Linked DNA regions of Homo sapiens: region 2 is linked to region 1. Evidence: chromatin contacts called from ENCODE Hi-C or POLR2A ChIA-PET data. All regions are on one chromosome and are shown on one strand. Each heading gives the region's core, a stretch centred on a gene start or an enhancer-like site at or near the end of the contact. The rest is flanking DNA. Distances are from core to core; before and after follow the strand shown.

Region 1 (4,291 bases), core at 1,616-4,115:
CTCTTTTCCTAAGCATGTAATTCTTGCCTGACTCCAATACTGTGGTCCTGCAGACCTCCGCAATGCTGGTACCTGGCCCTCCTCACCCGTGGCTCTGTCCACAGTTGCAAGAAGATTTAATTTTTGTTTAAAGCTCTCAGTGGCTTTGTAATGGATTAGAAAATGGATGAGGATGGATTGGAAACAGTGGTTCATCTGTAGAGAAGGTAAGTAACTTTGTAACCCCAAGGCGAGTTATGTAAACAGACTTCCAAACACCCTGGCTGAGATAGGAGAACCTGAAGAGAGGCCATTGCAGCTATGCCCAGAAGGGTCACCAGGAGTGGGGACCCTCACTTGGCAGAGGAGGGTGGCAGAAGGAGGAGGAGGAAGGGGAGTGACAATAGATGGTGGGCCTTCTGCTTCTGTATCTTGGGCATTGATCATTCTGGGGGGTCTTTGCCTCCATTAGCTGACCAGGTCATCTGGGAACTAGTACAGTGAAAGCAGGGAACCTTAATTTTTACAGTTCTGATGCTGACGGATCATTTGCCTTTTGGCAGGGAAAGAGGGGGCTGCTCTTTGGAGACTGGTGCAGATGAGAAACCTGGTAAGAGCACAGCCTGGAAAACCCAGATTAAACAAATCCTAAGAACATGGTCTGGAGAGGAAAGACATGGCTGGGATTGGCAAAAGGGGTAGTGCTGCCTTGCCTTGGTGATGGTAGGGACGGTGCACTGGGGTCCGTGGGGGAACTTGGTCCTTCCTATTGTCACCTCCTCCTCCCACTGTCCTTTGTTCCTGGCTGGCGGTCAGCCGTGTGCACTCAAAAATGAAAGCACCCTAGCTCCTCTTTGCAAGGGACAGCTCTGGGGCTCTCTATGGTCACCAAGCTGCCCCCTCTATGGGTACCACAGCAAATGCAGTTGCAGAAATGGCAGCTGATGATAAAGAGAGCAGTGCACCCACAAGAAGTGACCTCGGCTTGTGATTTCCGATTCAGTTAAGCCAAGGCTGATAAGGAGAGGCGCTGCCCAGGGTGGCCACACTGCCCAGCTGCTGCTGAGTCTGGAACCTGCAGGGGCTGAGTTCTTGGTCCTTTATTCTGTCCTGGGCGTATTCGTTTCCTTCGTTCAGTCACCCATTTGCTTCATAAATAAGCCAAGCATTCTCTTAACACTCTTTCACCCTGTGATGGACGGAATAATGAACAACACTCTAGCCCCTGCTCTTTCAGGACTCATTGAGGGAGGAACAAGGCAGACATGTGAGCTGAGAACGCTAATACAAAGATGCAAGATAGAATGTGACTTCAGTCACATGAAGGGGACAGAAAAGAAGCAGTTATGGGAGGAAGGCACAGCAATAGAGTAAATGATTTACATTTCTGGACTTTTTTTCCAAATAGCTTCCTCTGCAAAATGAAAGGTCAGCATAGAACCTAGTCAAGCCCCTACGGGAAAGGATCAGTGACTTCACAGCCCCAAAGCTCTCTGAGTTGAGCCAAGTGACAAACTCCAACAGGCTTAATCCAAAAAAGAATGGAATTTATTGGATCATGTACAATGAACAGTCCAAGAGTAGATTCAGCCCCAGAATTTCAGGCATAGCTGGATCCAGCACTCAAACCCTGCTGTCAGCAATCTGTCACTCTCTAGAGCCATTTACCCATTAGGCCCAACGGGATGACAGCATAGAATCTGTGAGTTTTTCAAAGCTCTAGAAATGTGTCAGAGACTCTCCCAAATAGTGTTTGACTTCAAAATGTGAAAAAAAGAAAATGACAAAGTAGCAAATGTGTCACCATGCGGTTGATCAACTTCCCCCAGCAGGTCTACTGTTCCTGCCCAGCACTGCTCTCTCCTAATTGCCAAGGACAGCAGATGCTTCTTCATTCTCTTCACCTGTGTCCTCTCCACAATCATTGGCGTCGTTGACCATTGTCTCCTCCTTGGCATTCTGTCTTCTGCCAGCATCCCTGGCACTCCACTTTCCTCCTGCCTCTTAGGCTTGTTTTTTTGTTCTTCTCTGATAAATAATGAATGACAAGGGATGAGCCAGGAGAAGGGTTGGGAAGTGATTCCCACAGCCTGGATAGTTAAGAGACTGCAGTACTTCTGGGAGGGGCTGGAGTGAGGGGATAAAGCATGAGGTTGGAGTTTAGGGAGGGACCAGATCAAGAAGGGTCTGGCAAGTCACACTGAGGAGTTTGGCCATTCTCTTTAAAGTAATAAGGAGCCATTGAAGGTTGTAGCAGGAGTGTAACATGAATAGATTTGTGTTTCACTCTTAGAAAGAGACCTTTGGCTGTGGGGTGAAGGACCTCAGGCTATTGTAGTGTTTCAGGAGAAAGACCATGGTAGTCAGGTGAAACAGTGACAGCCATAGGGATGGAAGAAAGTGGAGGATCCATGACCTATTGACAGGGCTTGGTGCAGTTTAGATGTAACAGGCGAGGAAGAGGGAGGCGTTAGGATGATACCGAGGTTGCTGATTCTGAGGCAGGAAACAGAGAAGTGGGCTTAGAGGGAGAAATGATGAGCTCGGTTTGTACCTGTTGAGATGGAGGTGCTTGAGGGACATCTGGCTGGCCATGTCCAGGGGTGGGGGATGGTTGGTGAGTCTGGAGCTTGAGAGAGAGGTCAGGGCTCCCTGCATCAGTCCCTCCCCCGTCAACACCAGAGGGAGTCTCTTGGGAGGTGTCCCCCTCCTGCCCCATAAAATTGGTCACATTCGATCAGAATAAAGGACCTCCAGTGACCGTGGGTCATGCTTCTTTAGAAAGGATCCTCACAGCAAAATGCATTCTGGGAGGAGCTTCGAGGGCCACAAGGAAGGGGAAGGAAGAGGAGGGGACAGAGCTGTGAGACATCGAGCTTTTCTTTGCAGATCTGAAGAGCACAGTCAAGACCACAGACACCCGTGGAGGCTCCCCCAAGACATCTGCTTCTCTGGGACTGGGGACCTCGCTCAGGACCGTGGGGAGTTGGCTGAAGGACTTGGGGAGCCCAGAAGCTGCCACCGAACCAAGGTAAGTGCTGGCTTGGATGGAGATCGCCAGGCAGGCAGATCTGAGCAGAACAGATAGAGGGGTGGAACGGAGGGACCTGGAAGGGGAGCCCCTGGGGGGGCTGAAACACCCCTGGCTCTTATTTATCCAGGCTCAGGGCTGCCAGGGCCGTCTTTCTGAGAAGGGTGACCTCAGACACTGCAGGGTAATTCTGCCAAGTTAAGATTGTTTCAGCCCATTTTCACAAGATGAAAAGACACGGGACCCTGTGAGAAGGACTCTCCTTTCTTCTGGAATCCTGTACATGCTGTTAATAATAGGACTAATGATTGATGCCCGGTGCTGCAGAGTACACCCATTTTCCCATTTGATTCTCACCAGCATTTAGAGGTTGACTGGATAAGTGTTTTAGTGCCATTTTATAGAACAGAAGACTGAGGCTTAGGGAGATGAAGCAACTTGCCAAAGATTGCAGAGTGGGTTAGCAAGGAGCAGGACTCAGTGTGAAACATCTGGGTCCCAGTCTGTGCCCTTTCTGGGACATCATCTGCCCATCACTTTCCTGGGGAATTTGGTGAAAGTCATGCTGGTCTGGCTGATTCTCTTCCTATACACAAATCCAGTATCTTCTATGTGTGCCAGAGTCTGACCGAGGCCTGGTCTCTGTCCTTGAAGGGCTGACTGCTTGCAAAGAGGGTCTGAACACAGCTGCGAGTGACCAACTCAGAACCTTCAGGGTCCTCAGCGAGCCAGGAGGTGTGTGGTGTGTGCAGGATGAAAGAGACTGCAGGGTGCGGGCTCAGGGAGGGTCCCGTGGAAGGTGGTGCCTGGCTGAGGCTCAAGGGAGGACCTGGTGTGCAAAGAGGAGGCAAGAGGCACCTCAGCAATGGGGAGCAAAGTGTGCAAACCCCCAGAGGCAGGAAAGCAAGTGGGAAAGTCAGGTGTTGGGGGGAGCACAGCTAGAGGGGGTGTGTGGAGCACTCGCAGGCCGGTCCTTTTTTGTTGTTGTTGAGACAGTCTCACGCTTTTGCGCAGGCTGGAGTGTAGTGGTGCGATCTCGGCTCACTGCAACCTCCGTCTCCTGGGTTCAAGCGATTCTCCTGCCTCAGCCTCCCAAGTAGCTGGGACTACAGGCACACACCACCACGCCTGGCTAATTTTTTGTATTTTTAGTAGTAATTTTTTGTGTTTTCACCGTGTTAGCCAGGATGGTCTTGATCTCCTGACCTCGTGATCCACCCACCTCGGCCTCCCATAGTGCTGGGATTACAGGCATGAGCCACAGCGCCTGGCCCGGTCCAT
Region 2 (4,299 bases), core at 185-2,684, 120 kb before region 1:
TACAGAAAGAGAGAATAACAGGACAAATTCTGTCATGAATATAGATGCAAAGTTCTAAACAAAATGTTAACAAATTCAACCCACAGTGTACAAGTAAGATAATGCATATGACAAAGTGGAGTATTTTCTAGGATTGGAAAATTGGTTTAATATTAAAAGATCAACCAATGAAATTCACCATGAAACAATACAAAGGATAAAAAGACATATGATCATCTCAATAGATGCAGAAAAAGCACTGGATAAAATTCAACACTTGTTCAGAATAAAAATTCATCAAACTAGAAAATTTCCGTTAGCTGATAAAGTGTAATTCATATGGAACTAATTTTGTGTTATGTACAAGATAGAAAGGATTCTATTTTATTTTTGTATATGAATTATCAACTATGCCAGCAACATGTATTGAAAGGGCTCCCCCTTTCTCCTCTGACCTGTAATGCCATCTAGGTCTTAAATCATACTTCCACATATGTGCAGATCTATTTCCACTGACCTGCCTATACCTGCACCAGTACCACCCAGTCATAGCTTTAGGACGCATTTTGATCCTTCATAAGGAAAAACCACACCACCACCTCTGCCCACCCACTTCCTTTTTTTTGAGACAGGGTCTCACTCTGTTGCCCAGGCTGGAGTTCAGTGGTGCAATCTTGGCTCACTGCAGCCTCAACCTCCTACCTCAGCCTTCCGAGTAGCTGGGACTACAGGCGTGAGCCACTGTGCCTGGCCACACTTCTTCCTAGGAGTATCTTGTATATTCTCAGTCCCTTGCTCTTCCATATACAGTACTGAAACACCTGAGCAAATTCCACTTACAACTTTGTTGGGATTTTTTCTTGGGGTTGGTCGCATCAGATTTGGTGAGACTTCATTCTTATACTTTGCTATGAGACATGTTTTTCTTTTAACGTGTTTATAAAGACTGATTTAGTCTTTATTTAGTATGTCCAACATCTGGCTTCCTCTGAGACAATTTCTATTGACTTTTATTTCCTGTGTGTGGGATATACTGTTTCTTTGAGTGCCTCATAATTTGTAGTTGAAAACAGGACATTTTACATTTGGAAATCAGATTCACACCCCCTTCCCAGCGTTTGTTGTTGCTGCTGTTTGTTGATATTGTTGTTGCTGCTACTGTTTAGTTTGTTTAGTGGCTTTCCTGTACTAATTCTATGAAGTCTGTATTATTTGTTTTGTGTGGCCAAGGAAGTCTGTGCTCCTTTAGCTTAGTGGTCAGCTAATGTTTAAATAGAGGTTCTTTAAATGCCCAAACCAATTGATCTCCCTGCACTTTGCCAGGGAACTGTGCGTGTGTGTTGACAAACACTCTGATTGCCCTAGTTAGTTTACATCTCTGCCTTAACTTTCACTTCCTGCTTGAGCACATGCCGAAGGTCAGCTTGAGGTGAGAGACTGGGGCCTTGTCAGGTCTTTCACGGGCATGAACATGTGCCTACTCTTCTAGATCTCCAGGACTATGTCAGAGCTTTCCAAAGCCCCCTAGCTCATTTCCCAGATTTTGCCAGAGGCAGCTGCACTGTTAAACAATTGCTGTTGATTGCTTTCAACAAATACTCCAGTAGTAGGGCAAGCTCTGAGTCAGGTCAAATAAAAACATCTGTGAATGGGGCTTTTCCAGGGAATTGCCAGCGCAGTCAAATAGTGACAGTTCTCTGGGATGGGACCTTTGGGGGTGCCCCAAAACCACCTGCCTCCTCCAGTGGCTGCAACATTGCTGCTTTGCACAGCTACCATGGTTGTAAGATTTTCAAGTCTACCTCAGAGCTGGGGAGAGGGAGATGAGAACAGGGGAAGTTAAAAATGCTGCAGAACTCACTGTTCTTACTGAGAGTCAGCATTTTTTCTTGAATAAATGCTCCTGAGATTGTTGCAAGTTTTTGGTTAATTTACAGAGTTCTAAAAAGGTTTTTATTTTATTTATTTTTTATTTTTTTTGCCAGTGTTCTCACTGCTTTTATGGAGGAATGAATTTTGGGGGGTCTCCACTCTGCCGTTTTGGAAGTGCTTCTCCAGGATTGCATTGAATCTTATAGGTCAGTTTGAAGAGAGTTGATATTTTTATAATACATTTTGTCCATAAAATGGGATAACTTGCCAATTATTTCTATGTTTTTCAGTGAAGTTTTACAGTATTCTGTATATTGTCTTGTAAATGTTTTATGTTTACTGTCCTAGCTTATGTTGCAACAATTATCTTGTAATTTAAAAAAATATGTATTTTGTTAGTTGCTGGTGTACAGCAACGGAATCCATTTTTTTGTACAGTGATTCTAGAGCCAGTTATCTTAACTGCCAATCTTATTTCTAATAATTTCTTTCTTTCTTTTGCTCGCTCACTCTTCTTTCTTCTTTCTTTCTTTCTCTCTCTGTCTCTCTCCCTCCCCCTTTCCTTTCCTTTCCTTTCCTTTCCTTTCCTTTCCTTTCCTTTCCTTTCCTTTCCTTTCCTTTTTCCTTTCCTTTCCTTTCCTTTCCTTCTAGATGGAGTTTTGCTCTTGTTGCCCAGGCTGGAGTTCAATGGCGCAGTCTCAGCTCACTGCAATCTCCACCTCCCAGGTTCAAGCGATTCTCCTGCCTAAGCCTTCGTAGTAGCTGGGATTACAGGCATCAGCCACCACACCTAGCTAATTTTTGTATTTTTAGTAGAGACGGGGTTTCACCATGTTGGCCAGGCTGGTCTCAAACTCCTGACCTCAGACAATCCACCTGCCTCAGCCTCCCAAGGTGCTAGGATTTCAGGCATGAGCCATCGTGCTTGGCCTATTTTTAATAATTTCTTTGTGTCTTCTTTTCAGTTTTCTGTATAGACAAGCATATACTCTTTGAATAATGGCCTTTTCTTCTTCCTTTACAATGTTTTTAAATTGTGTTGTTATCTTAATATTCTGGCTGGGGTATCTGATATAATGGTGAATAGAAGTGGTAACAAGGCACATCCTTGTCTTGTGCCTGATCTTTTTTTTTTTGAATCCATATGTGTTTATTTAAAATTAACTGCTCTTGGAAACACCCTGCTCTTCACATGCTTTTTCAAAAATACCTTTGTTGAGAAAAAAGTTACATCCCAAACAAATCACTCATTTAAAGTGGTTTTTAGGATATTCAGAGTTGTGCAACCATCACCCCAATCAGCATTTTCATCACCCCAAAAACAAACCCCATGCCCATTAGCAGTCACTTAACTATTTCTTTCCAACCATCCCTAAGCAGCCACCAGTTGACTTTCTGTCTTTATGAATTTGACTGTTCCAAACATTTCATACAAATGCAATCACACAATACAGGGGTGATTTGCAACTGGCTTGTTTCACTTAGAATAAAGTTTACAAGGTTCATCTATGTTGTAGCTTATGCCTGATATTAAAAAGGATGCTTCGGCCGAGCGTGGTGGCTCATGCCTGTAATCCCTACACTTTGGGAGGCCGAGGTGGGCCGATCACGAAGTCAGGAGATGGAGACCATCCTGGCTAACATGGTGAAACCCCATCTCTACTAAAAATGCAAAAAATTAGCCGGGCGTGGTGGCACGTGCCTGTAATCCCAGCTACTCGGGAAGCTGAGGCAGGAGAATCGCTTGAACCTGGGAGGTGAGGTTGCAATGAGCCGAGATCTCGCCATTGCAACCCAACCTGGGGGACAGAGCGAGACTGTCTCAAAATAAATAAATAAACGAATAAATAGGATTCTTCCTAGTATTTCTTTGTTAAAATTAAGTGTTTATTATAGGCATTTACTAAATACTCTATTTCAGGTTAGGGAAATTCTATTCTTAGTTTTCTAAGAGATTTCCCCCCCGCCCCCAAACACTGATAATTTTATGAAATGCCTTTTAAGCGTCCTGTCGGACTCTTACACGGTTAATATGATGAATGACACCATAGAATTTTCTGCTGCCAAATTACCCTTGCATTCCTGGGTTAAACCCAAGTGGTCATAATGTATAATCATTTTTGGTTTCCTATCTTTGTATCTAGCGTCACAAATAAAATCGGCCTGTAATTTTTATTTCTTCTATCTTTATCTAGTTTGGATATCAAGGTTATGGTGCCCTCATAAAATGAGTTGGGGACTATTCTTTCTTCTTCAGTCATCTGAAAGGGTTTGTACATAATTGGAATGAGCTGGTTTTGTTATTTTTTTTCCAGGAAAAAAATGGCCATTTCATCTAAGTTTTAAAATTTATGAGCCTAATATTATTCACAGTATTATATGTTATTTTCATAATCTCTACTGCATCTGTAGTTATGTCTCTTTTTTGACCCTAATATTATTTACTTG

What was found. Hi-C counts contacts between places; a loop is a spot of excess contacts on that map. ChIA-PET counts read pairs that join two places held with the same protein, here RNA polymerase II (POLR2A). Pooled maps may share reads with other maps.
Region 2: a loop to region 1 is called in a pooled map, with 1.8 times the contacts of the local background. The contact joins the enhancer-like site here to the promoter of PIK3R6 in region 1. A Hi-C loop is called at or near these places in 1 of 168 maps with a recorded cell type or tissue (B cell), 24 of 37 single-sample maps with no recorded cell type and 11 of 50 pooled maps. POLR2A ChIA-PET finds 5 or more read pairs at or near these places in 4 of 52 experiments (CD8-positive, alpha-beta T cell, GM12878, activated B cell and 1 more).

What each region holds. Positions count from the first base shown.
Region 1 is chr17:8,866,248-8,870,538 of GRCh38, reverse strand. PIK3R6 (phosphoinositide-3-kinase regulatory subunit 6) reads left to right here and starts at 2,865. Exons shown (of 20, transcript NM_001010855.4): 1 at 2,865-3,010. It overlaps LOC107985071 (a long non-coding RNA gene), which reads right to left and starts at 2,765. Exons shown (of 2, transcript XR_001752787.2): 1 at 2,534-2,765; 2 at 1,506-2,007. RefSeq lists enhancers at 2,737-2,886, 2,917-3,096.
Region 2 is chr17:8,982,591-8,986,889 of GRCh38, reverse strand. No RefSeq gene overlaps it. Among named protein-coding and RNA genes, the nearest start is that of PIK3R5-DT, 19 kb to the right of the region's middle. Within about 2 kb of position 1,434, at least 5 of the 41 ENCODE cell types and tissues checked have a DNase peak (open chromatin) inside an H3K27ac peak, as active enhancers do; they include B cell, CD8-positive, alpha-beta T cell and GM12878, where a contact is called at or near this core.